Linked DNA regions of Homo sapiens: region 1 is linked to region 2. A link is an interaction called in ENCODE POLR2A ChIA-PET data of the cell type or tissue named here. Cell type or tissue: GM12878. All regions are shown on one strand. Each heading gives the region's core, and the rest is flanking DNA. Links, peaks and the distances in the headings are about the cores only. Region 1 overlaps STX8 (syntaxin 8). Region 2 overlaps STX8 (syntaxin 8).

What was found. Peaks named below come from ENCODE experiments on the same cell type or tissue, not always from the same donor. Only the 100,000 strongest peaks of a DNase experiment are listed, where the experiment ranks them.
Region 1: POLR2A ChIA-PET joins it to region 2 with 9 read pairs; 2 of 35 experiments call an interaction of 5 or more read pairs at or near these places.

Annotation. Positions count from the first base shown.
Region 1 is chr17:9,328,438-9,344,459 of GRCh38, forward strand. All of the region lies in intron 7 of STX8 (syntaxin 8), which reads right to left. Among named protein-coding and RNA genes, the nearest start is that of STX8, 240 kb to the right of the region's middle. RefSeq lists enhancers at 741-1,246, 1,247-1,752, 1,753-2,258, 2,259-2,764. In GM12878, for the core only: no CTCF peak of the experiment used is centred there; a DNase peak (open chromatin) is centred at 8,554.
Region 2 is chr17:9,431,176-9,447,197 of GRCh38, forward strand. The region is part of intron 6 of STX8 (syntaxin 8); the gene reads right to left. Among named protein-coding and RNA genes, the nearest start is that of STX8, 140 kb to the right of the region's middle. In GM12878, for the core only: no CTCF peak of the experiment used is centred there; no DNase peak of the experiment used is centred there.

The sequences.
Region 1 (16,022 bases), core at 6,021-11,020, 100 kb before region 2:
GTTTTCCGAGCCCCAACAAGGTCATCTGGTCCACACTCCTTCTGAACGTGGGAATCCTTTATGAATAATTCAGGATCTGAATAGCATTCAACAAAAGATGCTACTGAAAACCACAGTGTGTGCTAAGCAGAAAGACTTGATCACGGGTGACAAACGCTGAGGTTGGCCAGCTCCCAGTTGTACTGTTCAGGGTCAATGGCCCTCTTAGGGCTGTAAGGATATCCCTAACTGTCATCAAATTGTCAAGGCTAAAGTTCAGGGAAATCCACCTCACTCATGGCCAAATATAAAATGTCATTCCTTCAGACATGTAATTAAGATGGTGGCTGAGGCCGGATGCGGTGGCTCACGCCTGTAATCCCAGCACTTTGGGAGGCTGAGACGGGTGGATCACCTGAGGACAGGAGTTCAAGACCAGCCTGGCCAACATGGTGCAACTCCATCTCTACTAAAAGTACAAAAATTAGCCGGCTGTGGTGACAGGCACCTGTAGTCCCAGCTAGTCAGGAGTCTGAGGCAGAAGAATCACTTGAACCCAGGAGGTGGAGGTTGCAGTGAGCTGAGATCGCGCCACTGCACTTGAGCATGGGCGACAAGAGCGAGATTCCATCTCAAAAAAAAAAAAAAAAAAAAAAAAAAAAAAAAAGATGGTGTCTGAGTCCCTAATGAATTCCCAGAGCATAATGGGACTAAGGTGCTCTGGGATTCTGAAATCTACAGACTACCTAGAAAAGTTCCCACAGAAACATTATGGCCATAGCGAAAACAAAACACGAAAACCAAAAACAACCAAAGTGCCAAACATCTGCATTGAGGATGCTACAGGAAATTACTTTCACCTCCTTTTATAGGCATGTTCAATCAATGGCAACAATATTCTACATTTTGCTAAGGGCTGAAGGAAGAGAAAAGAGAGTCAGGACCAGCTCATTTTCCAACACTTGAAATGAACTCCTGGCTGAAACTAAATCACTCGCTCTCTGGCATCACGGCTATTTCTACAGTGCCACTTGGCTGGCTGGGTGATTTTCCAGTCACTGGGTGAGGGACACTGGATCCAGGACAGGGCCATGAGCGTGTTAAGAGCAGAAAGACCCAATTATGAAGAATCCCCTGGAAAGCCCACAATGTAGCCCACCCACCTGGGTCTGAATGGCAGGCATGTGAGCAGAGGCAGAAAAGCTTCGGTGCCAAATGGGGGAGGATGCAGAGCCACTTCGAGTCCCATCGGACCACTCAGGCCGTTGCAGCTGGAGCTGCCTGCCTGAGGCAAAGTAATGCCAAAGTGAGCGGTAGGAGCCCGTCACAGCCAAGCAAATGGCAACTGGACAGAGTTGGCCAAGGGCTGCCAGACATGATAGAGCAGGGAAAGAGGCAGAGATGAGGGAATAAGGCAGCTGTCATTTATTTGGGAGGGAAGAGGTTGGATCCTGTAAGGGCAATAGGGTGGAGGGGAGGGAGAGGGCTCAGAGGGCCTAGGGTCAGATTGGAAGCAGCAGACCCCGAAGCGTGCTGATCCTGAGGCAGAGGGTGCAGCTGGTCATAGCTAAGAGGAAGGTGAAGGTGTGCAGGCCCCTTGCTCAGAGGGGAGCAGAGGGCAGAGGTGCGATACCCTGGGAGGTCCCGCGGCTTCAAAGGGAAAGGGAGAGGATGGGCAGGGAGAGAGAAACAGGAGGCAGAGTCCCTCCGTAAGCTTTCCCAAGTGAGTAAAGTACTCATACCCAGGGCTTTATTTGAATTTATCACCTCTTATTAGTGTCTTTTGAAATGCGAATTAGCTGATTAACCACTGCTCACAGCCTTCCAACTGTTCTTTATTCTCCAGCATTCAGCAACTTTGTTCTAAATAGGGTAGGCCACAGTAGCCCACCAGGGGGAAATTATTCTCAAGGTTACAAGAACAGCGACCAAGGCAAAATTAGGCCCTGGCCTGGATGGAATCAAGTTGGGAGTGAGGTTGTGCCTGGAGCCAGGCTCTAACCACTCCCACCCCCCAACCCGGTCTACACACAAAGCCTCCGAGGATGCTGGTTACCCTGGTGTTAGTCCATCCTTGCGATGTATGAACAGGGCTCTGGGGAACAAGATACACACTCTTCTGCCCCCTACCACTTTTTTGTTGATGATCACCATTTTCTAAAAGGTTTATTAGTTCTAGGTCCCTCAGGAATGCCCGTGCACTGGCTTCGGCTTTCTGTTTGGGACGTGGGTTCACGTTTACGAACAACAAGGGATGGCCCCTGGCAGAGCCTCGTTCGCACTCGCTCCTGCCTCCAGTTTGGCAACACAACACAAAGGCGGTATGGCTTGTATACACTTTCCAGGCTGAGCCCCTATTCAGAGGGGGCTGCAGCTTGCGCGTAATGGGCCCCCTACAGACAAAGCCAGCAAGTTTCTTAATTAAGTCTAAGTGAAAGACAGATCCCGCTTACATCTTCAGAGAACCTTCCTTCAGAACTTCAAAAACAGCCTAGACTGCCTATCAAATCCAGGCACGAATAACTAGCTAGCAATTTTTTCTCTTTTTAAATATAGAAAGCCAGGCCTCCGGCGCCAACTCTTCAACCCCCTCTCACTTTCCCTGCAATTTTAGACATGCCTCTGGTTTATAAAACAGGAAACAAAGGGACTTCTTGTGTGTCGGAGAAGCCCTCAGAGGGCCTGCATTTCATTCCGGCCTTCCCCAAAGCACTGTGCTGTCTAAAGAGCTCTTTAACTGGTTTAGTCTCATTACCATTTCCATGAGGTATCAAAGGATACGCTACGAAACCAGCATATGTACATATATCACATAAGGACACATCCTGTTACGCAACGATATTAAAAAATTAATTATTAGCTAATTGCCTTTTCAGAAATGTGATTTTTCACATCCCTCCCTCCCCTCCCCCTCCACCCTAGCCCCAGAAACCCTCTCTCAGACAGACCTTTCTGTTTTCTGGGCTTTGCTGTGATAATGTTCCTTGCAAACAGAAACCAATTATTCTGCAGCAGTAAGTCACCAGGAGTATGAATTGCTTTAATTTTTCCCCCTTTTAGCAGCTGCCCAGGGTGGGTTGCGAGGTGGCTGCAGTAATGAAGCTGGGATGAATACTAAAGCAGGACCGAGGCCGGGTGTCCTGCAGGGAAAATGATGTTCAAAAATAAAAGTGCGTTTTTGTTGGGAGAAGCTAATCAATGAATTGGACGTTTCCAAAAAATGTGCTTTCCGCTCTCAATTTGCATCGCCAATGCTGCTTTCCCCAATGAGTCCTGTGCACCTGACTAGCTTGTAAAAATGTCACCTTACTGTTAAAGTGCTAAACACGCCCTGTTTTTCCTCCGCCTGTTCTCTCTCTCCCTCCCCCCTCTCTGCCTTTTTCCTTCTGCAATTCTTTGCTTTCTCATTAGAAATGCCCAGCAACGTCTGGCAGACAAAGACACTGCAAACAAAGTGTATGGAAAGGAAAAAAAAAATTAAAAGGGAAAAAAGTGCAGAGGAATTCTTCATTCACGGATCTGTAGAATACATTAATATCTGAAACTGTTGGCACAGCCTAAAATACTTGGGCGGCTAACAATGCGGGCAATGATTCCGAGTCTGGGATCTTCAAATAAACCCCAGCGCTGTCATGGCCACCAGGAAGGAGAATAATGGCGATATTAGCTGACCTTCATTTTGTTGTTTCTTCAGTCCTGACTGCTGGACCTCTGTTTGCTTGTTACTAGGATTTCTTAGCTGAAAAATTTTAGCATTTCCCAGGCAATACAAGAGCCAGTTTATTAGGTAAATAAACCAGGCCTTAAGCAGTCTTTTCTGCTCCATAATGGGAAATGGGCAAATTGGAACGAGGGTTGAGTTGGAGTCAGGGAGAATGACTCAGAGGCAGAGATCTCATCATTTCCCCCTCATCCAAAACACCAATGAACAATGCGGACGGAGTTAACAAATCATCAGATCGACGTGCTGCCTTTGGTTAACTTAACCAACATCATCCACCAAGTAAGGAAGACAAGATTCACAAAAGGAAGGGACAAAAATAGCGGCTTTCTTCTTCTAGAGACCTAGATCTGTAATGACATTTCACTTCTCCCAAGGTTCCAAGGAACTGGAGACTATTTTATAATTCATCCAAATGGAGCTAATGGTGCTATGTTTCAGTCATCTGTCATAAATGCTTAAACATTCTTATGTTATTCAAACCATTGTCTAGTGACAATCTTAACGATGTTAATAAAATCAGTAATGCAGAACTGGATCCTTTTTCAGAGTCTCTACATCCAGAGGGCCTTCTGGCTGTCTAGACTGTAACACAATTGGTAATTATTACATTTATGTGTGCCTGCTTACTGTTTACTATCTCGATTCCCTCCCCCAACTGCAATATAAGCTCCCTGAGGGCAGGGACCACCATTGTATCCTACCTCACCCAACACAGTGCCTAGCACCCAAGACGTATTTGCCTAGGGAGGTAATGATATTTTTGGCTACCTTTGGGGAAATGCATCCCATCTTTAAAAGCTTTCAGCTGCCACGCCCAAGGGCTTCAAGATGAGAACGAGACACAATACTTCTTAAAGCAGAGTATTCCCCTACCGAGAATGAAGATATGCGTCCAAGTTTCCTGTCGCTTCCAGCTTTCAATTCTTTTTTAACTGTGCTTTCTTTTGGGATTAAAAAATAATAATCTCAATTTTTAGATTCAGGAGGTACATATACAGATTTGTCACATGGGTATATTGTGTGACACTGAGGTTTAAGGTACGAATGATCCCCTCAGCGAGGTAGTGAGCACAGTATCCAATAGGTGGTTTTTCAGCCTTTGCTCCCCTCCCTCTCTCCCCCACAATAGTCCCCAATGTCTTTTGTTCCCATCTTTATGTCCATGTGTATTCAATGTGTATCTCCCACTTATAAGTGAGAACACATGGTATTTGGTTTTCTGTTCCTCTAGCTTTCAAATTAAAATAACTTATTTTATTTTTTTTGAAACAGAGTCTTGCTCTGTCACCCAGGCTGGAGTGCAGTGGCATGATCTCGGCTCACTGCAAGCTCCGCCTCCCGGGTTCACGCCATTCTCCTGCCTCAGCCTCCCGAGTAGCTGGGACTATAGGCGCCCGCCACCACGCCCAGCTAATATTTTGTATTTTTTTAGTAGAGATGGGGTTTCACTGTGTTAGCCAGGATGGTCTGGATCTCCTGACCTTGTGATCCGCCCGCCTTGGCCTCCCAAAGTGCTCGGATTACAGGCGTGAGCCACGGCGCCTGGCCTAAAATAACTTATAATAAACACTTGCTTCAAGCAGGAGGTCATGTAAATAGATATAACACACACATGTTTTTTAAAAGTTACACAGTCATTTTGTTGGAAAACATGGAAGACATAGAAATTTTTCAGACTGCCTAACTGCTCAATGGGTTCACCTTACCCAATTTGTAACTGCCCAGTGGGTTCACCTTACCTGCTGCCTAGACAGAGCCGATTTCTCTAGACAGGGGAATGGCAATAGAGAAACAGTAATTATCACAGAACCGGCTGAGCAGGAGACTGGAGTTTTATTATTACTCAAGCCAGTCTCCCTGAACATTTGGGGATCAAGGTTTTAAAAAACAATTTGGTGGGAGGGGAGGGGCAGTGAGCTGGGGAGTGCTGATTGGTTGGGTCGAAGGTGAAATCATGGGTCGTCCCTGTCTTCTTGCACTGAGTCAGTTCCTGGGTGCGGGGGGGTGTGGGGGTGGGGGGCAGTCACAAGATCAGATGGGCTGGTTTCTCAATCTGGGTGGTGCCGGTTGATCCATCAAGGGTAGAGTCTGGAAACCATCTCAAGTCCTGACTGTAGGAGCAGTTTAGGGAGGGCCAGAATCTTGTAGTCTCCAGCTACATGACTCCTAAAGCATAACTTATAATCTTGTGGTTAATGTTAGTAGTCTAGTCCCCAGGCAAGAAGGAAATTTTTTCTGGAAAAGAGCTACTATCATCTTTGTTTTAAACTTTTAAAACTATAAACTAAGTTTCTCCCAACGTTAGTTCAGCCTAAACCCAGGAATGAACAAGGACAGCTTGGAGGTTAGAGGCAAGATGGAGTCGTTTAAATTGGACCTCTTTCACTGTCTCAGTCATAATTTTGCAAAGGCGGTTTCGGCTTGGGAAGTGAGAAAAGTAAGTCTCGAAGTATGCAGGATATGATCCCAAAATGGTTGAAAGGAATAAAAAAGACAATACATGTTTGCTTAGTTTTGTTGCTGCTATAACAGAATATCACAGACTAGGCATCTATCAATGGAAGAATTTATTTGGCTCATGGTTCTGAAGGCTGGGAAGTACAAGAACATGGCACTCTGATGAGGGTCAAACCAGGTGGAAGGGTGGAAGGCATAAATGAGCACATAAGACAGACAGGAAAAGGGGGCTGAATTCCCTTGATAAGTGTTAAATACAGTGAGTTCTAAATTTCCCGTCAAAGAATCAGTATGTCAGTATGTTCAGTTCTTTGTTCTCCATTTTAAAGTTTAACTTTCTCATTCTCCTTGCCCCTAGTTTCAGTAAACAACCTTTTCCACCATTTCTAATCAGTAGTTCACATCTATTTCCTGGTCACCGCTTCGATCTGAGTCACCCCTGGTCACCTGCTCTGACCTGAGTCACCTGTTCCTAACTGTTCTTCCCATCAAACTATTCACCCCACCACTCTGACTCATACCCCTGCTCTCTTTAAAATAGCCAATCGGAATTAGCTTAGACTGTGTGATCCAACCCTAGCCAATAGGGGAACAACACAGCAGCAGGGGTTACCTGCGTCAGGAATAAAAACCCCTTCCCCTCTCTTGTTCAGCTGTGCTCTCACCATTGCTCCATCTGCAAGTCACACTCTTCTACAGAAGTAAAATTGCCTTGCTGAGAAAATTAAATTTATGTTTGAGTGCTATTTCTTTTGCGGCACTGAAAATTTATTTCTAACATAAGTAACCCACTTGGTGATAACAGCACTAATCCACTGATGAGGGCACGGCCCTCATGATCTAATCACCTCTTAAAGGTCTCACCTCTTAAGACCATCATAATGGCAATCAAATGTCAATGTGAGTTTTGGCAGAGACATTCAAACCACAGCACATGTAGACACGCTATATGCATTCATAGAAAAAAAACTGGAAAGATACACCCAAACTGTTAGTAGTCATGATTTGTAGGAAGTGAATTTTTATTTTGTTTATTGTTCTTTATGGTACCATTTTTCTACAGTAAATTGATTATTTTTTAAAATCAGAAATAACCTTCAATAAGTTTTTTTAAAAAAGATAATATATGAGCTAGATCTTTACCTCAAGAATTTCGAAAAATAAATTATAGTTACACTAATACAACCATGGCATTCAAGGTGGGCTCTCTCTCTCTCACACACACACACACGTAGACACACACACACACACTCACACTCACGTAAATATACTCACATGAACATAAATACCTAAAGCTATACATAAAGCTCTATAGGAACATTTCTGGGGGGTTATATGGCTATGTGTTTATTGATTTCTTGAGACAAAACTGCTCTGGGCATCTCAGGGAAGTTTTCTCTTTCTTAGCTTGAAGCAACCAGGTATCACATTTCTGGGTTTTAAAAGAGATTATATTCAAGGATGCTCTATTACTTTGAATAGGCGAAACATTCCAGGCTGATGGGAATTCATACCTGTCAACAGCTGTGAATTAGCATTTCAAACCCCTTCTAATGTGACTTATGAACTTTATCGGTATGAGGATTCAACACCTTGTAGAAAAGCAAGTGCTGAATGCAAACCAGGGTGAAAATGCTTTCTGCTAGGGAGTAGAAGCCTAAAGGAATGATCAAGATCCATCTGCCAAGAACAACTTCACAGGTGGATAGGTGCAAAACGACCATGCCAGGAATGAGGAAAATAGACAATACTTTAGATTTCTTTCCTTTCTTTCCTTTCCTTCCTTTCTTTCTCCCCTTCCCCTTCCTCCCTTCCTTCCCCTTCCTTCCTTCCCCTTCCTTCCTTCTTTCTTTCTTGAGATGGAGTCTCACTCTGTGTCCCAGGCTGGAGTGCAGTGGCACGATCTCAGCTCACTGCAACCTCCGCTTCCCAGGTTAAAGCAATTCTCCTGCCTCAGCCTCCCGAGTTGCTGGGACTGCAGGCGCCCGCCAACACGTCCAGCTAATTTTTGTGTTTTTAGTAGAGATGGAGTTTCACCATATTGGCCAGGCTGGTGTCGAACTCCTGATCTTGTGATCCACCCACCTCGGCCTCCCAAAGTGCTGGGATAACAGGTGTAAGCCACCGTGCCCAGCCTACTTTCAATTTCTAACTGGGTATTTAGAGGGGTAGTAAATATAGCTAGAAAAAAAAAGCTTCAGGGTGAAATGGTATGTTTGATATTTACTCACCAAGGTCTTCCCCTTTTATTATCACTTTTTGTTAGTTTCCATTCTTATTCCTACAAGGCCACAGCCAGAAGTGGGTGCAGGAGAAATGAAGTTCTGAACATTTGAATGAATGCCTATTTCAATTCCAATCATTCCCTGGAAAATGTTAAGTTTAAAGTAAAATGGAATGAGGTAGTCCTAACAGCTCAGGAAACAATAAAAGGGAACTGAGAGCTTTACACGTCAGAAAAACTCTCAGACAATGCCTAAGAGGATTGGAAAGAAATTTCTAAAACATGTCGTCCCTACAAACACACATGAAAAACTATCTTGAGAATTCCACAGGAAAATATACATCCATTTAAAAAAGAAACTTTGAAGCACAAAAATTAAAGAGAAAAGGCTTTTTCCCAGAATACAAAACACTGCTTGAGTTGTGGAAGAAAAAGAGCTCATTAGTATTTCAAAGGAGGTTGATAACTTATTTCAATGTCCATACTGGGATAGAGGATGAGCCAAGTAGTATACTCCTCAAAATCCTAGGGACCACTTACTCTCCTCTGCCATCTCTTATTTTATTTCTTTTTTTGAGATCGAGTCTCATTCTGTTGCCCAGGCTACAGTGTAGTGGTGTAATCTCAGCTCACTGCAACCTCCACCTCCTGGGTTCAAGCGATTATCTTGCCTCAGCTGGGATTACAGGCACACGCCACCATGCCCCGCTAATTTTTGTATTTTTAGTAGAGACGGGGTTTCACCATGTTGGGCAGGCTGATCTCGAATTTCTGACCTCAGGTGATCTGCCCGCCTTGGCCTCCCAAAGTGCTGGGATTACAGGCGTAAGCCACTGTGCCCGGCCAGAACCTGCGTATTAACAAGATCCCCAGATACTGCGTCTGTGCTGTTCTGGAGGACATACCATCCCAAATCAACCCTGAAGGACTGAAAAGTTAGTGAAGGGAAATGCGGGATAGAAAAGAGGGCAGGTATTCTGGGTAGAGGCGGGAATGTGTACAAGGCCACCAAAATAAAGGAAAGCCAGGGATGCCAACTGTTCAGGGTGGCTGGATCCTAGTCCATGGAAGAGAAAAAGAAAGTGTGTATTGAGAAAGGGTGCAGTGTGGCCAACGGGGAAGGAAGTGAAGGAAGATTCGGCCTGAGACTAGATCCTGCTAGGCTACGGAAACCAGTGCTGAGGAGTTTGGACTTTATTCTGAGGGCTTTGGGGCACCTCTGAAGGATTTTTTTTTTTTTTTTTTTTTTGAGATGGAGTCTCACTCTTGTCGCCCAGGCTGGAGTGCAATGGTGTGATCTTGGCTCATTGCAACCTCCGCCTCCCGGGTTCAAATTATTCTCTTGCCTCAGCCTCCAGAGTAGCTGGGATTACAGGTGCCCGCCACCACGCCCGGCTAACTTGTGTATTTTTAGTAGAGATGGGTTTTCACCATGTTAGCCAGGCTGGTCTCAAACTCCTGACCTCAGGTGATCCGCCTACATCAGCCTCCCAAAGTGCTGGGATTACAGGCGTGAGCCACAGCGTCCAGGTATTCTGAAGGGTTTTTAAACTGAGGAGTGACTTGATCAGATCCCCTGAAGACACATGGTGCTTCAGCTCATTCCACTCCTGAGTAATTCCTTACTCATTTCAAACTACCAAGAGTCCACCCATTTTGTCTGTGCTAACTCAAGTCTCTTCCAGTCATGGTGGCTGGAACTGATCTGTTTCTCAACCCTCAACTCCTGCAGCACTGTGGATGGACCACTCACATGGTCTTTGTCATGGCCACTCCATTTCTGCAGTGAGATTTTTGTCTACTCTCTTCTACTGATACAGCATAGCTTTTCAAAGAACAGTTTCCAAGGACCACCTATTTCAGGATCATCTGAGGGTATTTAATAAAATCAATTTCCAAGGCCCAAGACCCCCTGAATCGGTATCTCTGTGTGTGGGGCCCAGATGTTTGCATTTTAAAAAACATTCCAGTCAGATGACGTGGCTTACGCCTGTAATCCCAGCACTTTGGGAGGCTGAGGCGGGTGGATCACAAGGTCAGGAGATCGAGACCATCCTGGCTAACACAGTGAAACCCTGTCTCTACTAAAAATACAAAAAATTAGCTGGTTGTGGTGGCGGGTGCCTGTAATCCCAGCTACTCCAGAGGCTGAGGCAGGAGAATGGCGTGAACCCGGGAAGCGGAGCTTGCAGTGAACAGAGATCATGCCACTGCACTCCAGCCTGGTTGACAAAGCGAGACTCCGTCTCAAAAAAAAAAAAAAAAAAAAATTCCAGGTGAAGCTCTTAAATATGAAAGCCAGAGAATCACAGTATAAGACTACAGCATCCTGAGACCCAGAGCCATCCCAGAAACCCTAGAATCAGACACCGCACCTCTGTCTACAACCTTGGCATGCGGCTGCTCAGGGAGACAAGTAAACGAAGTGTTTTAAATTCCTCTCTCTACTCATTCTTGATTACATAACTAATCAAAATGCTTCCAAAAACCAACCAACCAATCAAGAAAACTTCTAGGAACTTAATTAACTCCAGTATAAAAGGACTCCTCAGGCCGGGTGCAGTGGCTCACGCCTGTAATCCCAGCACTTTGGGAGGCCGAGGCAGGTGGATCACGAGGTCAGGAGATCGAGAACGTCCTGGCTAATACGGTGAAACCCTGTCTCTGCTAAAAATACAAAAAATTAGCCAGGCGTCATGGCAGGTGCCTGTAATCCCAGCTACTTGGGAGGCTGAGGCAGGGGAATTCCTTGAACCCAGGAGGTGGAGGTTGCAGTGAGCCGAGATCGCGCCACTGCGCCACTGTACTCCAGCCTGGGCGACAGAGTGAGACACCATCTAAAAAAAAAAGGACTCCTCATTCCTGCTGTGTACTCTGTCTATTGGCCTATGCTCAGAAAGGGCTTTTTCTTTATGAGACAGGAATGTGCCCGGCTTCTGTCATCACATATATAAGACAGACAAGACTGGAATCAAACTTTCCCACAGAATTGGCGTAAGGACCGAAAGAGACATTATGTATCTTTGAAAGCGCCATGGATACTGCTTACTCTGACTATTATTATGAATGCTTTAAGTTGGTCATTTAGGAGCTAAGAAACACTGATGAGATTCTGTCTTGTATGAGCATGATTGTGGTGTTTCTTTCTCTCTCCTGCTGGACTTTAAGCAACTTGAAGGTAGGACTCTAAGGCTGACGCAACCGCGGGATCCTCCCATAGCACAGCATTGCTGAAGGGATTCAATAAAAATGTGATGAATGGGTGAAAGATGACCATGTCACAGAAGCCCACGTGTAATAAATAGTTCATTTGGAATGTGCACCTGCGTGGGAATTCTCCAAACACCTGCCGAGGCCAGTAACTCCTGTTTTCTCAGCCTATCAAAGAGGGCAGCTGCTCCTTTCCCTCAGGTGACCTTCTCTCATTTATCAAAGCTGGAAAGGGCTGTGATTTTCCCCAACATGCAGACTCTCTGAGCAATTAATAGCCCTCTCAAACAGACTTGTCCTCTAATGTCGATCTGGGAAAATGCCATTTAAAAATTTGTTTCACTGAACATTTTCACAAAATGAAAATTAGAAGATATTAAAGGCATCTGGCTATGTTAAGTAACGGGAATTTATAGTACTTAAATTTATCTGCAAAAGGAAAACATGATAAACACTAGCATGGTTTTCTATCATTTAAATCCTAAATTCACAGGATGGAACATTCAACTCCTGATTTTCCAGAAAATCTACTCTTATGAATCCTAAAGTTATCTTGAAAGGCAGGCTTTGTATTTTTCCAGTGAATATATTGCTGTTTCTTATCAATGTTGCACTTGATTTTTTTTTTTTTTTTTTTTTTTTTGAGATGGAGTTTTGCTCTTGTTGCCCAGGCTGGAGTGCAATGGCGTAATCTGGGCTGACCGCAACCTCTGCCTCCCGGGTTCAAGCGATTCTCCTGCCTCAGCGTCCTGAGTAGCTGGGATGACAGGCATGTGCGACTATGCCTGGCTAATTTTGTATTTTTAGTAGAGACGGGGTTTCTCCATGTTGGTTAGGCTGGTCTCAAACTCCCGACCTCAGGTGATCTGCCTGCCTCGGCCTCTCAAAGTGCTGGGATTACAGGCGTGGGCCACCGCACCCAGCTGAAATGATTTTTAAATTGTAAAATTTAAATTATAAATTATAAATTATATATATAAATATATATTATATATATAAATTATAAATTGTAAAATTTAAAATTGTAAATTATAAGGGACTCTTTTCTCTAGTAGATACCACCTTTAAAGTATCATGTGGAAAGTCGAAATTAAGCAATTTCACATGGAAATGGAGGTTTTGGCTTGCCTTGAAAAATCAGAAGAGACTGCGATATTGGGCCCACATTGCTACCTGGCAACAATCACCTGGGGCTGACCTCTTGAGAGGGATGCTCTCTGGTTTTGCTTCTCTACTGCAGCCTCACTCCTTTCTATGCCCGCCTGGCCTCCACAATGAATAAAGAGAAGGAGGCATGGCTTCTCTTCCAAAGATACATATATTCATGGATCTCTAATAAACGAAAGAGTGAAAATACGTAATTGGCATAGAGGGAAAGTAGAGTAGTCGCCACAAGACATGACTTTTTTGTTTGTTTGTTTTTTGAGACAGAGTCTTGCTCTGTTGCCAGGCTAGAGTGCAATGGCGTGATCTCGGCTCACTGCAACCTCTGTCTCCTGGGTTCAAGCGATTCTCCTGCCTCAGCCTCCCGAGTAGCTGGGATTACAGGCATGTGCCACCAGGCCTGGCTAATTTTTGTATTTTTAGTAGAGACGGGGTTTCACCATGTAGGCCAGGCTGGTCTCGAACTCCTGACCTCAGGTAATCTGCCGGCTTCGGCCTCCTAAAGTGCTGGGATTACAGGCATGAGCCACCGCGCCCGGCCAAGACATGACTCAAGTGCAGCTGAAGCAAGATTTGAAGTTGAACAGCAACTGAGGGGAGCCCACTGTGTGAGCAAATGCTGAGAAGCAGAAATGGACAAGCTAGGTTTGGGGGAGAAGAAATAACTGGTTTGGCTATAGTGGGAGGTTTCCATAGGGGTAGAGGAACAAGGTGGCAGACGAGACCATGTAGAGAGACCGTGGAGAGCCTCAGATCCAGAGCCAAGGACTGTGGGCTGTGCACTCTAGGGCAGCCATCCCCAACCTTTTTGGCACCAGGGACCAGGTTCACAGAAGACAATTTTTCCACGGCCTGGAGGGGAAGGGGGAGATGGTTTTCGGGATGAAACTGTTTCATCTCAGATCATCGGGCATTAGAGTCTCATAAGAAGCACACAACCTACATCCCTCGGATGTGCAGTTCACAATAGGGTTTGCGCTCCTATATCTAATGCTGCCACTGATCTGACAGGAGGCGGAGCTCAGGTGGTAATGCTCGCTCAACCACCGCTCACCTGCTGCTGTGCGGCCCAGTTCCTAAAAGGCCACAGACCGGTACCAGTCCTGGCCCAGGGGTTGGGGACCCCTGCTCCAGAGCCAGGTTGGAGCTCTCCAAGGTTTACACTAACAAGGGCCTGGCAAGATAAGAGTAGTGTTTCAGGATGATCCAGTGGGGGGCCCTTCAGAGAATGGTGACAGAGAAAATGCAAAGGGAGAGCCCTAAGCGTGCAAGACATGCTATGGCCTGAGGGGCAGTAGGCACTGGAGGAGGAGAAAGAGCTCCACATAGGAAAGGAATTGTCCAGCCAGAGCTACGGGAAGAACAGTGGTGCCAAACACAAATACCGGTGTGGGCTGGCTTCTTGTCTGGGTTTCAAGTGTGTGTGGCGCGTGTGTTTATGATAGTGGGGTGAGGGGTTGCAAATGATGAATTTGGTTTAAACTTTTTGAGTGCCAGGAAATGACAGGGAGATCAAGAGACAGATGTGCAGATAAAAGTGCAAATGGCCGGGCGCGGTGGCTCACGCCTGTAATCCCAGCACTTTGGGACACTGAGGTGGGCAGAGCATGAGGTCAGGAGTTCAAGACTAGCCTGACCAATATGGTGAAACCCCGTCTGTACTAAAAATACAAAAATTAGCCAGGTGTGGTGGTACGTGCCTGTAGTCCCAGCTACTTGGGAGGCTGAGGCAGGAGAATCGCCTGAACCCGGGAGGCGGAGGTTGCAGTGAGCCAAGATTGTGCCATTGCACTCCAGCCTGGTGACAAGAGTGAAACTGTCTCAAAAAAAAAAAAAAAAAAAAAAAAAGCTGCAAATGTGAGGATGCACTGAGTGGTAAGGACAGCTGGAGCCAGGAGATGGAGAAGGTTTCTAAGAAAAACATGCCCCAAGAGGATCTGGACCACAAAACCCAGAAATGCTTCTGCTCCAGTTCAAGAAGCAGTGGAGATGTGATTCTTCGATACGTAGCCTTAGAAACCAAACCACACTGTTGCCCCGGGTACTCTCAACCACTCCAAGTTTTTATAGAGCCTTTGGAATGATGGATGGGGCTCAGTTTACCCAGAGACAGTAAAATCAGATGAAAGGGGTTAATTAGAACTGTTCTCTCTACTGCTAGGTGCAAAACAGCCACATTGGAGCCATGATGAAGCTACGTCTATTTAAACAGCCAAACTGATCATTGTAACTGTTTTCTCTCTTAAAATAAACCCCATGCTTTTAGCCATATTCCTGCTTCTTAAAGCCTCTCATGTGAAAGATGCCAAAATAATCCTGGACCTTAAAGAGGTCTTGATTTATCATTTCACAGCTGGTTCCCATGCACCTCCCTTTCCACTTTTTCAGAGCCTCACTATATAAATCCTGCCATCAGATCAGGGAGGCAGGCATGGTGGTGATGGATGTCAAACCTGCGATGGGGAAAGTGAAGAGCAGTTCCCTACTGGGAACAGATAAGCCAGCAGACTTCTCACAGACTGCTCCTGTTACCAACTCAGCCAACCCCACCCCCTCCTCCTGCTCCCTTGGCCCTCCCCATCTGCCGGATAGGGCCTCCCTTCTGCTGCGAAGCTTCCACTCCTGTAGTGTTCTGGTTTGCGTTCTTTGATGAGAAATATTAATTCCAGGTTAATACTGATGTTAAAAAATAAAAGCCCGACCTAATTAAAAATTCAAGTTAATTTTCACCCAGGTTCCCTTAACTTTTAAAAAATGTTCTTTTTGTAAAAAAGAGTAAATAGGTTACATGAGGAGGCCCAAGTACCAGGAATTGATTAGTGGCACAATGAAAAAAGTTACAAAATATAACAACAACCACTTAAAGCAAAGTTAATCTAGTTTGCTCAACAGCCCAGGACTTTTGCTGCCTAAGTACAGGATGCTTCCTTGCATATACTTGCAAATTTCACCTTTTAGGCTAAGGAGATGTTTTTCAATTGATTTGGGAAGGAGGAAGGGGTCAAGACCACGGAGGCTCCAGGTAAAATGCTGTAGGTGGGCAGTCTGCCTCTGATACTAAACTTTTTTTTTTTTTTTTTTTTGAGATAGAGTCTCGCTCTGTTGCCCAGGCTGTCATGCAATGTCGTGATCTTGTCTCACTGCAACCTCTGCTTCCTGGGTTCAAGCAATTCGCCTGCCTCAGCCTCCCGAGTAGTTGGGATTACAGGCGTCCGCCACCACACCCAGCTAATTTTTGTATTTTTAGTAGAGACGGGGTTTCGC
Region 2 (16,022 bases), core at 5,256-10,255:
ACCATGAGTTGCTGAGCATCTCATTGGGTAGTAGCATTTTTGTTGTTGTTGTTTTATTTTTCTGTTTTTTTTTTTAGTAGAGATGGGGTATCACCATGTTGGCCAGGATGGTCTCGATCTCCTGACCTCGTGATCCACCTGCCTCGGCCTCCCAAAGTGCTGGGATTACAGGTGTGAGCCACTGCGCCTGGCCTTTGGCTCATTTTTTAATAAATTATGAGTTGCTGAGCATCTCATTGGGTAGCAGGGTTTTTGTTGTTGTTGTTGTTGTTGTTTTGTTTTTTTTGTTTTTTTGTTTTTTAGTAGAGATGGGGTTTCACCATGTTGGCCAGGATGGTCTCGATCTCTTGACCTTGTGATCCACCTGCCTCGGCCTCTGAAAGTGCTGGGATTACAGGCGTGAGCCACCGCGGCTGGCCAAGGGCAGCAGGTTTAAAGGAAGAGAGAACACAGTCATGACACTGGTGCTGTGGCTGAATTCTAGAAGGTAGTCCTCTTCCCAATTTTACTAACTGAGAAAAGTAACAAGGTAAGGCTCACTTGTTTAAGAACAGCAGGTTAGCAACAACATAGTGCCAAACGTTCTGACATTAACATCATGGTGTTAAGACCACGAGTGCTGTACTGTCTCCAAATACAGGTCAAGGCTATGCTTGCAGAGCTTTCCCAGAAACCTCCCTTCCTTTTCCTTTCTGAAGTCAGAGTGTTCCTAGGACAACATTTTGGTTCATAAAACATTTTGTAATGCTGTGACTATCTCAGCATACAGGATACCCCTCTCACTTCAATCTCCTTGTTTTCTAATAAAATCAAACATTTCAAAAATGGCATTAATGTAATGGATGAAAGAGTTACACTTCACCATCATTTTAAGTTAAAAAGAAGTATTTGAAAAAATAAATTCTGATTCTAATGCTCGTTCTTGAAAGTTTGCTTCAAGCAGGAAAACAACTGCTTTTCAGATTCTCTTTTTCACCTGGCTTTTTTTTTTAAGTTCTTAAGTAAAAATAAAAAAGTTCCAATTGATTTTGTAAGTTTTGTGATGGTAAAACAAGATGTGGAGCAAACATTTCAGAATACCAAACAGAGTTAATTAATTCCAGTATAAGCTCCTCACATACGGCCAGAGCTTGCAAGCAGATGTGCTGGCTAAATATCTCAGGTCAATCTTAGCACATTATTGAAAGTAACCTCCCATTCCTCAGAAAAGTCTGGCCTGCAGCTTACAAACTAGAGCAAACAACTTAGACACATGGAAAAGTAGAATTTAACATCTCCCGATTTCCACTCTCCATTTATTTCCAAACCTTCCATCTAAATCGGAAGAAAAAAAAAATGCCCTCTAGTCACACATAGGCCACACTAAAGTATTAGCCACTAAAATAAAAGATGAGGAAGCAATTTTAAATGCAGTCACCACAAATGTGTTTTGGGAACTTTCACCTTGTCTCTCATAAACTAGAAAGTGTACTTCATGTTCCTTTTGGTTTCGAATGAGCAAGGCATTTCAACTATTAACATTTCATTTCCACCACGTGTCTGTTTCAGAGCTAGCAGCTGGCCTATTTATTTTGCTAGCTGGTGATAGAATTAAATACAGAGTCTTTGAAAACATTTACAAGCTTTCCCTCTAACCTTCTGTGTACTTTCCAAATTAGGCTACTTTGATTGTTATTAGCTAAAGGTTTACGTACTGGAATACTAACACTGTTACCTTCAGAGTAAATTGTTTATAGCTCAGGTGCAGTTTAGAACATTTTCCTCCATGGAATACTCTTGAGATTGAGGAGAAGAAAGTTGAACTGGTTCACTCTGGATCAACAAGTTTCCTTTGTGAGTCAAACAATATTAAGGCCACACAGATATGGATGCAGTCAGGGAAACCAGTTGTGAAAATAGTTCTAGTCCTCTACAAAACCACAGGCTTCCTTTGTGAGCTCCCAAATGCTTTATAATCTCAAAATCACCATCGTCATAATGCACTCCTAAGATTTATTCTTTGACACTAGCGTTTTGATGTGGAAGACAAGGCATACGCCTGGACCCCAGGCCAGTGTGGGTTCAAATCACGTCTCCTTCACTTATGATGAGCTAGACGGTCTTAACCAAATAACCCAAGTCTTTAGTTTCAAAATCAGCAAAACGGAAATAGTAATTTCCACTTCATAGCTTTGTCGTGAGCACTTGCATTGCACAGATGCTCAATTAGTGGTTTGGGATGAAATCAAAGATCCTTCATCACTATAAGCTTTTCTCAATCTCTTCGGCCCACAATATCACTCATGAAAAGCATCCATTCATTCTTTCATTCAGTCAAAAACTACCTATTGGCCCTACTGGAGATAAGAAGTTCCTCCTCCATAGATTGTGATGATGGTTTCATGGATGTACACCTATCTCCAAACTCATCATGTTGTAGGCATTAAATATTACCATTTTTTGTATGTGGGGGAAAAAAGAATGGGAAAAAATGTGGCCCCTTCTCTTAAGGAATACACAGAGTACTTCAGGGGGTCACAGATATTAAAACGGGGGAAGGGAGGGTGGGAATCCAAAAGAGTGAAAACTCTAGCTGCTCCACAGAGTATTGTGAGGACCCAGAGAAATGGGCCAACTCTTCCTAGGAAAGTGAGGAAGAGTTTAATGGGGAAGATGATATTTGAACTACGGTTGTGTGTGTCTTTTAGGTAAGAAAGATGCTCTTCTTGAGCATCATAAGCAAGGAGAACAGCACAGAAGAAGGTAAGGAGTGGTGAGATGGATTGCTGTAGTCAGTGCAGCTACAGAAGAGATGATGCTGCCTAGGGGGTAAAACGGGCTTTAGTATGTCAGGATCTTTTTTTTTTGAGACGGAGGCTCACTCTATCGCCTAGGCTGGAGTGCACTGGCGCAATCTCGGCTCACTGCAACCTCCGCCTCCCAGGTTCAAGCAATTCTCCTGCCTCAGCCTCCTGAGTAGCTGGGATTACAGACAGGTGCTACCATGCCCGGCTAATTTTTTGTATTTTTAGTACAGACAGGGTTTCACCATATTAGCCAGGAGGGTCTCGATCTCTGGACCTCGTGATCCGCCGGCCTCAGCCTCCCAAAGTGCTGGGATTACAGGCGTGAGCCACTGCGCCCAGCCAGTATGTCAGGATCTTAAAGTTGCTATTTCATCCTCAATGTGACAAGAAGCCACTAGAGGATTTTAGCATGAAAACAACACAATCAGATTTGTTTTTAAGAAACTAATTGCGTTAGCAGAGGGGAAGACAGAGTGGAACACTAAAGGACTTGTGGCAGGAAACCCAGCTAGGTATAGCCATAGTTCCAAGGCAGAGAAGACAGGGTCTGGGATCAAAGCAAATTAAGGCAGCAGAGGTGGGAAGAAAAATGTGAGAGACAGTTTCAGAGGTGAAATCAACTGAATTCAGTGACTGGCTGCAGATGTCTAACTGATATAGGGCAGGCAGGCTTAGCCTGGGAGGGTTCTTGGCTTCACCCAGGAAAGAATTCAAGGGTGAGCCAGAGGTGAGCGGCAGTGTGCAGCAGAGGTACTGTTCCTTGTAGAGCAGGGCTAACTCATAGGCAGTGTGTCCAGAGCAGCAGCATATGGGCTGTTGGCTAGCTGTATTTATATCTACTTTTAGTTGCATGCAAATGAAGAGGTGGGTTATTTAGACCTTTTAGAAAAGGGGTGGGGCATTTCTAGATGCATAGAAGATAACTTTCAGGTCATTCCCATGGCATGTTGCCACGGCATTTGTAAACTGCCATGGCACTGCTGGGAGTGCCTTTATGTTAATGAGCAGTGAGGGCAACTGGAGGTCACTTTCATCACCATTTGCTGGTTTCAGCTGGCTTCTTCACTGCACGCCCTGTTTTGACCACATCTTTCTCCAATCAGTGGGTTGTGACTGGTGCTCAGAAAACAAGTCCTGCTGATCTCCTACCTCATAACCTTGAAAATAAGTTGGAGGGTGACACTAATAACCAAGATAAAGAACAAAAGGAATGGAACAGGTTTGTGGGGAAAGATACTGAGCCGTGTTTTAGACATGTTGCATTTGAAGGACCGTTCAGGTGAAGATGCTGAGTAAAGTTGGAAATATGGATCTAGGAATGTAGAAAAGTACAGATTGAAACGTTAACATCTAAAAAAGGCTAGAGCACAGGAGATTAGGATAAGCATTAGCCATTATGAACAGGAGAGGACCCCAATAAGAGCATGCAGAGTGAGAGAGACCCAAAGACAGAACCCTGAAGAGTCCAGGATTCAAGTGATGTTCACCCATATACGTCAGTTTCTGCTTAACGATATGCATGCTGACTTTCATCGTTACTTATCTGGATTGTGAAAACATGCCCTGTTTCCCCAGACAAATTAAAAACATAAGGCTTTATACCCACTGCTTAAAGAGCACCTAGAACCATAATAGGTAAATAGAAGATATATGTGGAATTGAAATAGAGGAAACTTACATGGAGTAGAAGAAAACGAGCGTTCGATTAAAGAGGGCCTTTAGTAACAGCCTAAGGAATTTTAACTTCATCCTTTAGATAATAAGAAAACAACCAGAGTTTTTTGAGCATCAAATCGTGTCACAAGAACAGTATTTTCAAAGGTTTAAGTATATGAGGTAACATATATGTTAACTATCTCCATTTATTCATTCTACAATGTATATATATTTCAAACAATATATTTTACCTAATAATAATTTTTGTCAATTTAAAAAATTTTAAAAACAAAAGAGTGGTATATGGAGGGATGAGAGAAAAACAGACTCTGCAGGGAAGGAATCCGTTACAGTCTGACTGTGGGAATCAAGCCACTGGTTCTCAGGCAAGCTACAGCCAAAAGGGATATAATCCATCTAGCTAAATGAATGAAACAACATACGTGGGTCCTGAAATGTTTTTCTTAAAATGTACCCCACCTTGGCTGGGCGCCGTGGCTCACGAGGTCAGGTGATCGAGACCATCCTGACTAACACGGTGAAACCCCGTCTCTACTAAAAATACAAAAAAAAAAAAAATAGCTGGGAGTGGTGACGGGCGCCTGTAGTCCCAGCTACTTGGGGGGCTGAGGCAGGAGAATGGCATGAACCCGGGAGGCGGAGCTTGCAGTGAGTTGAGATCGTGCCACTGCGCTCCAGCTTGGGCGCAACAGAGCAAGCCTCCATCGCAAAAAAAAAAAAAAAGTACCCTACCTTTGACTTGCCAAAAGAGAGATAACCATAATAAACCCAAAGACTCCATGAAAGGCAAGTCAGAAGTGGGCACGTAGAATGGGGAAAGTACACTAGGGTCTCTGGGCATCTAAAATGATTCTGATTTTGAAAAATATCAATACACAAAAATACTGGTGAGGGTAAGATGGCCAACACGCTTCGGACAGATCACAGACACTTTGACCTACTTGGGTTTTAATCATTCAGGATAACAATTACGACCACGATCAACATAACATGGTGGATGATGAAGAGCTGGCTGAAAACATCTGAAAGAGCTGGCTGAAAACATCTGAAAGAGCTGAAAGATGTTTGGCCTGTATCAATGTGGCCCAGCTCTGGGATGTAGGGATCTAGGCAGATTTACAAAATAAAAAGCAGCATTGTTTGTCTGCTGCCTCCCACCATCTGTTCTTGCCCCAGGTTAGTGGAATGAAACAAACTCTCTGGGCAAGATATTGACTCACATTTTTCAAACGCTGACTCCTGGTTTGGATACAGAGCTGAGGTCAGAATTCTTAGGTCCTTTTCCAGCCAAGCTGATTTTAGGACAGGCAAGCAATCACAAAATACTCTTCTGTGCAATAAATATGAAAATACTTAACCTCCTTAGGGTATTATGAAGCATAAATCATGCCTTTAAAAGCCTGTGACAAGCTGAAATGAAAAGCGTTCAAAGTGGAGAAATACAATGAAACCACGACTATAAGCACTCACTGAATTTTGAGCAGACAGTTGTACTATTAATTTAATGAGGTTTATGGTTTTAAAAGTATTCATCAATAGCAAATATCGCGTTGCTTAAATATTCCATTACTCGATCATCTGTCTAAATGCGCTCTGGTCTCCAACATTGATTGGCTTGCTCAAAATGGCTAGTTTCTTTCTCTCTTTTCTTTCCCCACCAAAAGTACTGCTTAAAGGAGCCATTAACAAGAGGATTCACTCGTCAGGGCTACAATGACTTGCAGCTGGAAGATCCACCTACAAATATACATCCATTCATAAGGCTGATACAACAGCTTTCAGGGAGGGGATGTGCATGAAATGGACACAAGCGAAGAGTAACAATGGCAGGGATTATCTTTTAACTGGCTCATGAGTGAAAAAATGAAATTGCAGACGTCTGACAACTGTAGCTTTTTCAGTCAGTACAAATTAAATTATAAACCTACAGCTACACATTTACTCTTTATGAGTTGATTTCATGTTAGGCCTCAATAGTTACTTATTCCTGGTACAAACGTAAACCAGCAGTTGTGCCATTTAAGAGATTAGTTCAATTAATACTGTCCCTGCTAGGCTAGGCCTTATATCTATAAGCAATTCAGTGTCTGGCTTGCTAATTCATACTCTCACTTTGCCTTTTCTTTGTCAGTCAAAGAAATTAAGCTGGAGATCTCACCAGGCCGGCCACTTTCCCAGTCTCTTAGACGCCTCTGTTTGCGGCCATTGCAGTGATTCCATGATGAATTTCAATCATTAGAAAGTTCTTCCTAAGGTAAAAAGCAGAGCTGGAATCAACTGGTACTTATTCTGGCCTTTGAAATAAGGTATAAAAAGCCCATTTCTCGCTGGGTGCGGTGGGCTCATGCCTGTAATCCCAGTACTTTGGGAGGCCGAGGTGGGCAGATCACGAGGTCAGGAGTTTGAGACCAGCCTGGCCAACATGGTGAAACCCCAACTCTAAAAATACAAAAAATTAGCCAGGCATGGTGGCACACACCTGTTGTCCCAGCTACTCAGAAGGCTGAGGCAGAAGAATTGCTTGAACCCGGGAGGCGGAGGTTGCAGTGAGCCGAGATTGTGCCACTGTACTCCAGCCTGGGTGAGAGTGAGACTCCATCTCAAAAAAAAAAAAAAAAAAAGGCCATTTCTACTGTAAAACATTTGATCATCTCTCCTCTACAACACACTACCCCCCTCCCCCACCCACCTCTTAAATATCGTATAAATGCAAGTGTGCGCCAAGGACCAGCAACTCTGGCATCGTCTGAGAGCTGGTCAGAAGTGCTGACTCTCAGGTCCCACCTTGGCCCTCCTGAACCAGTATCTGTCTTTTAACAAGATCCCCAGGTAATTCATTGGCACACTAAGGTTTGGGAAACACGGCTTTAGACCAGTGGTTGGTAAACATTTTCTGCAATGGGCCAGGTGGTAAATATTTTAGGTTTTGTAGGCCATACGTCTCTGTTGCAACTACTCAAAACTGCTGTTGCGGTGCAAAAGCAACCATACATAACACACAGTCAAACAGCCGGGCGTGGTGGCTCACGTCTGTAATCCCAGCACTTTGGGAGGCCGAGGCAGGTGGATCACAAGGTCAGGAGATCGAGACCATCCTGGCTAACACGGTGAAACCCCCGTCTCTATTAAAAATACAAAAAATTAGCCGGGCGGTGGTGGTGGCGCCTGTAGTCCCAGCTACTCAGGAGGCTGAGGCAGGAGAACAGCATGAACCCGGGAGGCGGAGCTTGCAGTGAGCTGAGATCACGCCACTGCACTCCAGCCTAGGTGACAGAGCGAGACTCCATCTCAAAAAAACAAAAAACAACAACAAAAAAAACCATAGTCAAACAAACATGGCTGGTTTTTGTTTGTTTTGCTTTTACAAAAAGTTTTATGGACACTAAGGTTTGGATTTCATATAATTTTCATGTGTCACAAAATAGCTTTTGATTTTTTTTCAACCATTTAAAAATATAAATGCCATTCTTGGCTCATGACCTGTACAAAAACGGGATAAACCATAGCTTGCTGATCCTAGCTCTATACTCTGGCACTTCACATGATATCATTTGCTGGTTTCACCTGGGCCTGGTCCCAATTCTAGATAAGGTATTCCAGTTCATTAATGCAGCATGCATAACTGAATCAAACAAAACAGATGAATTTTTAACAGTACTGAGCAGAGCAAGACCATTATTTCTCATGATTTGAACATAGCATTTGTTTTGGTGAAGACCAATGCCTAACAAAACACTTATTTTAATGTAGCAGCATACAATGTGGCTGGACATTTGTAAACAATTAAAAAATTGATATCAGTTTGCAAAATTTACTTATATCTTCAATAGTCATATCTTCTCCACACTATAATAACTAATTGTTATGATCACTACTGTACTTACTGCCATATAATTTTTTTTTTTTTTTTGCGGTGGTGTGATCTTGGCTCACTGCAACCTCTGCCTCCCAGGTTCAAGTGATTCTCCTGCCTCAGCCTCCCGAGCAGCTGGGACTACAGGTGCGTGCCACCATGCCCAGCTAATTTTTGTCTTTTTAGTAGAGATGGGGTTTCACCATGTTGGCCAGGATGGTCTCAATCTGCTGACCTTGTGATCTGCCTGCCTCGGCCTCTCAAAGTGCTGGGATTACAGGCGTGAGTGAGCCACTGCACCTGGCCAAATTTTGCAATTTTTTAATCAGGAAAGCACCATCAATACTGCTTCCTGGTGGGGTGAGGAGGAAGTCTGGAGCTGGAACACATTCCCACACATTACCATTTTTTCCTTTTCAATTCTCACCCCAAAAGTACCCCCGGCATATAGGGAAAATAAAAAGACGCATGGCAAAGGGTATTCTGCAATTAAGTTCCTCTCCACATGGGATTGTTCAAACCTTGGTCAGGATGGACAGGGGAAATTTGCAGCCTAAATATAGTGGTGGCATAAAGTAGGTCATTTCCAGAACCATGGAAAATACCACTGGGAAAAGGGCAAAAGGAAGGAAGTCATAAAGAAGAGTTGACAATTATTTCTATAATGGTTTCCAATCTGGATACTCCCTTACAGCCTATTTAAGAAACATGGAATCGGATGATTTGAAACATATTTCCTAACTCTAAAATTTGGAGATTTGTTATTAGTACCATTACCTACCTAGTTATATGTGCTCAAAGGCTGGGAATCCTCTCTGATTCATCCCTTCCACTTGGATTTCCCTTCAGATCCATCCCCCAAACCTGCCGATTCCTCCTTTATAATCCCTCTCAAATGTGTCCCCTGCTTTTCATTCTCATTGTCACCATCTTAGTTAACACTTCACCCCCAATTTACTGCAGTTATCTCCATTGGTCAATGACGTCCATGATGTTTCACATTATTGCCCAATACAATCATAGTGAATCAATGATTTTTTTTTTTTTTTTTGAGACGGAGTCTCGCTCTGTCACCCAGGGTGGAGTGCAGTGGTGCGATCTCGGCTCACTGCAACCTCCGCCTCCTGGGTTCAAGCGATTCTCCCACCTCAGCCTCCTGAGTAGCTGGGATTGCAGGCGTGGACCACCACGCTCAGCTAATTTTTGTATTTTTAGTAGAGACAGGGTTTTGCCATGTTGGCCAGGCTGGTCTCAAACTCCTGACCTAAGGTGATCCACCCGCCTCGGCCTCCCAAAGTGCTGGGATTACAGGCGTGAGCCACCGCATCCAGCCTGATTTTTTTTTAAACCACAGTTACTGTCATTTTGAACAGTCTTCAGTAATTTCCCAACACTTGAAATGCCGGCTCCATATCCTACAAGCATTTCAGTTTCCCCAAAGCTATCACCCACTCCTCCTTCGCTTCACCATGGCTGGCCTCCTCTCCATCTCCAGCTCCCAGGGGTTGACTCCACTCCTGTGCCTCATCCTTTCTCACATGCTTCCTTCATCACCTCCAAACTGGAGTTAACATTTCAAACTCAGGCCAAATGAGAGGCGTGAAGATGTACTCAAATAATTACTAATCCTGAGTATGAAGGGGCAAATGCTAAGATGAATACAACATAATGCAAAAAGATTAAAATGAGACAGGACCTTTAGAAATTTAGTCAAATACGGCTGGGCACGGTGGCTCACACCTGTAATCCCAGCACTTTGGGAGGCCAAGGCGGGCGGATCACGAGGTTGGGAGATCAAAACCATCCTGGCCAACATGATGAAACCCTGTCTCTACTAAAAATACAAAAATTAGCCGTGTGTGGTGGCATGCACCTGTAGTCCCAGCTACTTGGGAGGCTGAGGCTGGAGAATCACTTGAACCCAGGAGGCAGAGGTGGCAGTGAGCCGATGTTGCACCACTGCACTCCAACCTGGCACAGAGCGAGACTCCATCTAAAAAAAAAAAAAAAAGAAACTGAGTCAAATATCCTTATATCCTTTGACCTTGTTAATCACACTCCTGATCGTCCTCATTCTTTTCTGACTGCTACTTCACAACACCCTTCCTGTAAATAATGGGGCTCCCCAAGGCGCTGCCCTAAGACGCTGAGCTCTTCTCCATCTATGCTCAGCACCATGGCTTTTTTTTTTTTTTTTTTTTTTGAGACGGAGTCTCGCTCTGTGCCAAGGCTGGAGTGCAGTGGCGCGATCTCAGCTCACGGCAAGCTCCGCCTCCCGGGTTCACACCATTCTCCTGCCTCAGCCTCCCAAGTAGCTGGGACTACAGGCGCCCACCACCACGCCCGGCTAATTTTTTGTATTTTTAGTAGAGACGGGGTTTCACCGTGTTAGCCAGGATGGTCTCAATCTCCTGACCTCGTGATCCGCCCACCTCGGCCTCCCAAAGTGCTGGGATTACATACCGCGCCTGGCACCATGGCTTTGATTACCATCCACAGGCTGACTCTCAGATCTAAAATTCCAGTTTATAGGTCTCCCCTGAGCTCCAGATTCAAAAGCAGCATACTATTTCTGACACACCTAAGCTGAGAGCACCCCACGTGTCTTCGAACTCAGTGTCTTCTCACTTTACCGCCACACACGTTTTTCTTCCTGTGTGCCCTATGGCAGTCAAGGCCATTGTCATCTATGCAGCTGCCTGAGGCAGAACCCAATCAATCACTGGTCCTACTACTTTTAAAACCTCCCCTCCATCCATCCACTTCTCTCCCTATCTTCTCATCCTAACCACTCCAGTCTAGGCCAACATCATGTCATGACTGAACTACTTCAAGCCACCTCCTGACTGGTTTCCCTGTCTACCATCCCAACCCCGCTCCTATCCATCATCTACATTACTCCCAAGCCATAGTTTCTTTCTTTTAAGATGGAGTCTCACTCTGTCACCCAGGCTGGAGTGCAGTGTTGCAGTCTCAGTGATCTCAGCTCACCGCAACCTCCGCCTCCTGGGTTCCAGTGATTCTCCTGCCTCAGCCTCTCAAGTAGCTGGGATTATAGGCATGTGCCACCACGCCTGGCTAATTTTTTGTATTTTTTGTAGAGACGGGGTTTCACCATGTTGGCCAGGCTGGTCTCAAACTCCTGACCTCATGGGATTTGCCCAACTCGACCTCCCAAAGCGCTGGGATTACAGGAACAAGCCACTGTGCCCGGCCTGTATCTTCTTTATTGAAACTTTAGTGGTCACCTTGGAGCAAAAGAAGTGAATAGTGGAGGTCCCAAATTACAGCACTGAGGGGCAAGCATTGTCTCCAGGTGGTATAGATGAGTAGCAGTGGTGTGGTATATTATTAGCAGCCAGACTCCTAAGAACGTGTGAGATATCCTCTTGGGACTCATTAAAACATTTAGAGAGGGGAGTCAGTCAGGTATGGATGATAATGTTAATATGGCCTCAGAGGCATCAACGTAATGCATTTATAGTCAAAAGCTGATGAAATGTGGAGACATTCTGGTTATAGATTGAACTAAGATAATCTCATAGATAAAGGGGCTACAGGGTGCTATGGAGAGTTGCTCAGATGTTTGGAAGATACTAGTCATCATGGCAGTTAACATCAAAGAAGATAATCATGCCCTTCTGTAATGTGTCCTCCTTGCAGGTTACCTTCAAACACAGGCTTGGGAATGTGGAGGATCATATATCCAAAAGGGCAACCACCACTATTCTTAGGAGTTGCTAATCTTCACGTTTGGAGCTGAATGATTAAATCAACTACTGAAAGCAGCCATAGGGCCTTCAACTCTTTTCTCTTTCCCAGAACAGAACTAGAGTCACTCATTCATTAAGCATCTACAATGTACCTACTATATGTAAGGGAGAGCACAAAGATAGACCACACACAGTCCGCATCCCCAAGGAAATTTAAATTAAGCAATGTGGGACAGTCTGTTGCGAGTTCATGTGGTATGATATTGGAGGGTACCACTAAGCTCACCTAATAACTGCTTCTTAACAAAGAAATCCCTTCTAGGGCTCCCCCGAGCCACAGAGCCATTCCCCTTGAGCCATAGAGCCACACAGAGCCACTCCCTTGAGCCACAGAACCACAGTCATTGTCCAACTGTGCAATAATCTGAGGCCAAGGTAATTTCCAACCCTCCTTTTCCAGAGTTCTCTTCTTCCTAACTCATTTATATTATTTCTACTGGCTCCTCTGTGGGTCTGGAACCCCTACTCTTCTCTAAGGAGAAATGAGGAACCCCACCTACCATAGGTGCAAAACATTCCAATGTTCCTTTGTATTTCTCTACTAAATGACAACTAAACAGAAGCTGTTTGTCTGGTGGGCTGACATGATCACAGGCAAGGCGGACCATCAGCTCTTATTACCAAATACCCAATATACACCCTTCCTTTTTGGCCCTTCCTCAAAGTTTTCCACTTTGCCTGGCCCTTTTCATGAATAACTTCCTGTGTCATCATGTGACACGACGAATGATTTCTGTCATCGTGTTCATTCATACCTATCCAGAACATACCATAGCACTGTATCATACCTAGTTTGACACAAAGACCTCCCTCACACTTCTATTTCCTGTCCACCAGTCCTCATCCCATTCTTTATTCACACACACTTTCGCACATTCTTCTCTCTTTCTCTCTCTCTCTCCTTTATAGAGACAGAGTCTTGCTATGTTGTCCCAGGCTGGTCTCAAACTCCTGCCTCGAGCGGTCCTCCCACTTTGGCCTCCCAAAGCATTGGGATTACAGGCATGAGCCACCCCTCCCTGTCTGTTCTTCTCTTAATTACTTCTTCAGCTCTAACAACGCAAAGCGCATCTGCTAGCCCTTGGTTTCTGGATTATCCTGCCCCTCTCTGCCCTAGTGAATCTTAAGAAAGTTCACAATCAGTACGACAAATCATGTGTGTCCTGACTAGCGCTGATTTGGTGGAATTATTTCCAGTTTAGATCTGGTCCTTCCTTAATTAATAATAATAAACCTCAGTTAAAGTTGTGTAGCATTTTCCATAGCAGTAACACAATGTTAATTTCATCTTGAGCTTGGAGAAGTCAGCTAAAGTCCTAAACCTCAAGATCTTTTTATATATAAGGGAGAAGTCTCCAGAGATGGTGCATCCATGAGCACATCATCTTTACTAAAGAAAAGCAAAATATATTTATCTTCTATGTATGCACACAAACATGTATTTTTTCTTCCTTTTTTTAGTGCAACTTCCTGACCTCTGAAAACAATTTCTTTAGGATACTGGCTGTAAATATTTGCACGGATTGTTCAATAGCTGGTTGTGCAAAGGGAGACAGGCTTTTTGTCTTTACCCCGGAAAAGAATTGAAACAGACTCTTTCTTTCAAAAGTTGGCAGAGATATGTTACAGAGGGGTCCAGCTCATTTGTAGAAGCAAACATGTTGCCGTCTAACACAGATTGATCACCAGCTGGGAAGCAAGTCATTCCACCGTAGGTTCACAATAACACTGGCTCTCTGCTGAGCTGCTGACCACTGGTGACAGATTGATGTGTAGTTCGAGTGGAGAAGCTAGCTAAAGAGAACTTAGGGAAGCTGAGCAGGTTGCAAGTGTATTATTCATGCACTCTCTGCCCAGAAAAATAAAGTTCCCCACCTTTCTGACCTAAGTTTGGAGAACCGTTAGGGACTGAGTTTGCTTTGTGACTTTGAAGGCTGCTTACAGCTTTCCAGAGCAACATAAAAAATGAATACCTATTGGCACTCCAATGAAATGCCAAAATCCACAAAGAGAACGACCAAGGAACATTTCTTTTTTCCTTTTCCCACTGCGAGTGAGAAAGAAGAGACATGATATTTCATGTCACTGCTAAAGAGTTTGTTTGGTAAAAAACAAATGAAAAGGTACAGCTTGTTAACACCACTCAGAGGTAGACAGTCCAGGGTCTCAGAAAGAAGAATGGCATGCCCCTGGGTTTCTTTTAGAATGCGAAGAGTGGTGGCCGGGGAGGGGGGGATGGTGGGGGAGGGGGTTGGGGGGTGGGGGTGAGGGCTCACGGAATGAAGAGCTTTAAAACACCACGCAAGCGGGGAAGGCATATTTACTTAAGAAAACTGGTACCTAAGTTGTAAATCGGAATAACAGATCAAGCAGGTACCGTGTTTTATAAGTTTGAGTCATTAAATTTTCCAAGATTCTGCATGCTTTTCAAACCATAAAAGACCCACTTCCAAACTATTACCCACTTTTTAAACCATGAAGATACATTAAGCACACTACTTTTTCAATAGCAGTTTTTTTGCACATCTTTTCTATCATCTTTCCTTAAAGAATATACATTTTTTTCTTTTTTTCTCTTTTTTTTTTTTTTTGAGACAGAGTCTTGCTCTGTCTCCCAGGCTGGAGTGCAGTGGTGTGATCTCAGCTCACTGCAAGCTCTGCCTCCCGGGTTCACGCCATTCCCGACTCGGCCTCCCGAGTAGCTGGGACTACAGGCGCCTGCCACCACGCCCGGCTGATTTTTTTGTATTTTTAGTAGAGACGGGGTTTCACCATGTTAGCCAGGATGGTCTCGATCTCCTGGCCTTGTGATCTGCCCTCCTCAGCCTCCCAAAGTGCTGGGATTACAGGCGTGAGCCACTGTGCGTGGCCTCCTTAAAAAATATTTTAAACAAAGACATTTAGCACAAGAAAACAGAATAATTACATGGGGGCCAGGGACTATTTTATTCACCATGGTGTCACTAAAGCCTAGAAGAATGCCTGGCACATAGTAGATCCTCACTAAATATTTGCTGACTGACTATTCATTGGAAGCCAACTTAGCAACACTGTGCTTTATTATTCTAGCTCAGATTTAATGATAAAATTTCATGAGCATTTTCCCACAACTTTCGAAAATTATTTTAATGAAGAAATACAAACATAACTGCACCATTTCTGCTATTACCACCACGTCCACAGTTGAAACTATTAGTGTGAAGTGAAAGCTGAATATAAAGAAGAAATTTAGCCCAGGGGATTAATTTCTTCAAGGCTGGTGAGGAGGAGGAAGCAAACTACTGTTTTCCTTTTCACGGGAGTGCTACACGGGTTACTATCCACAAAGATAGAAAGGAATAAATAAGTAGTAGTTAATGATGAGGAGAAGCAACAGTTTTTTTGGCAGTAGTACAAAGCCAGGAAATATAGCAGTTTCCAGAGAGTTGCATGTGCTTTTCAGTGAAAAGGTTTGAGATAGCACTTCCTAATGAAATGCCAAAATCCACACCAAGAATGACTGAGTAGCAGTTTTTTTCCGTTTTCCCACTGAGAGTGAGACAGAAGATCCGTGATGTTTCATGTCACTGCCAAAACAGTTTGTTTTGTAACAATGTATGAAGAGAGACAGCTTATTATGCCACCTGTATTGCACTATTTGTTAGTATTTTAATAGGTAATTAATCTTGATTTGATAGGATTTAAGATTTCTATTTTTTGGCACATATGCTCAAGCTATTATGTTATAAATCTCAAACATTTCAGCAAATGTCATCCTGATTGTTCCCTACTGCATAGAATACGATCAGTGAAATATTCAAGGTCAAGAACTTGGATTCTTTACCCACCGTATTCAGGAAAACCAATTTATTGTTCTGTCTCAGTAAAGAGGGGTGATTTCTTTGGGGCCTATATTATATTGGCAGTCAATCTAGAAAACTTATAATTACTTTT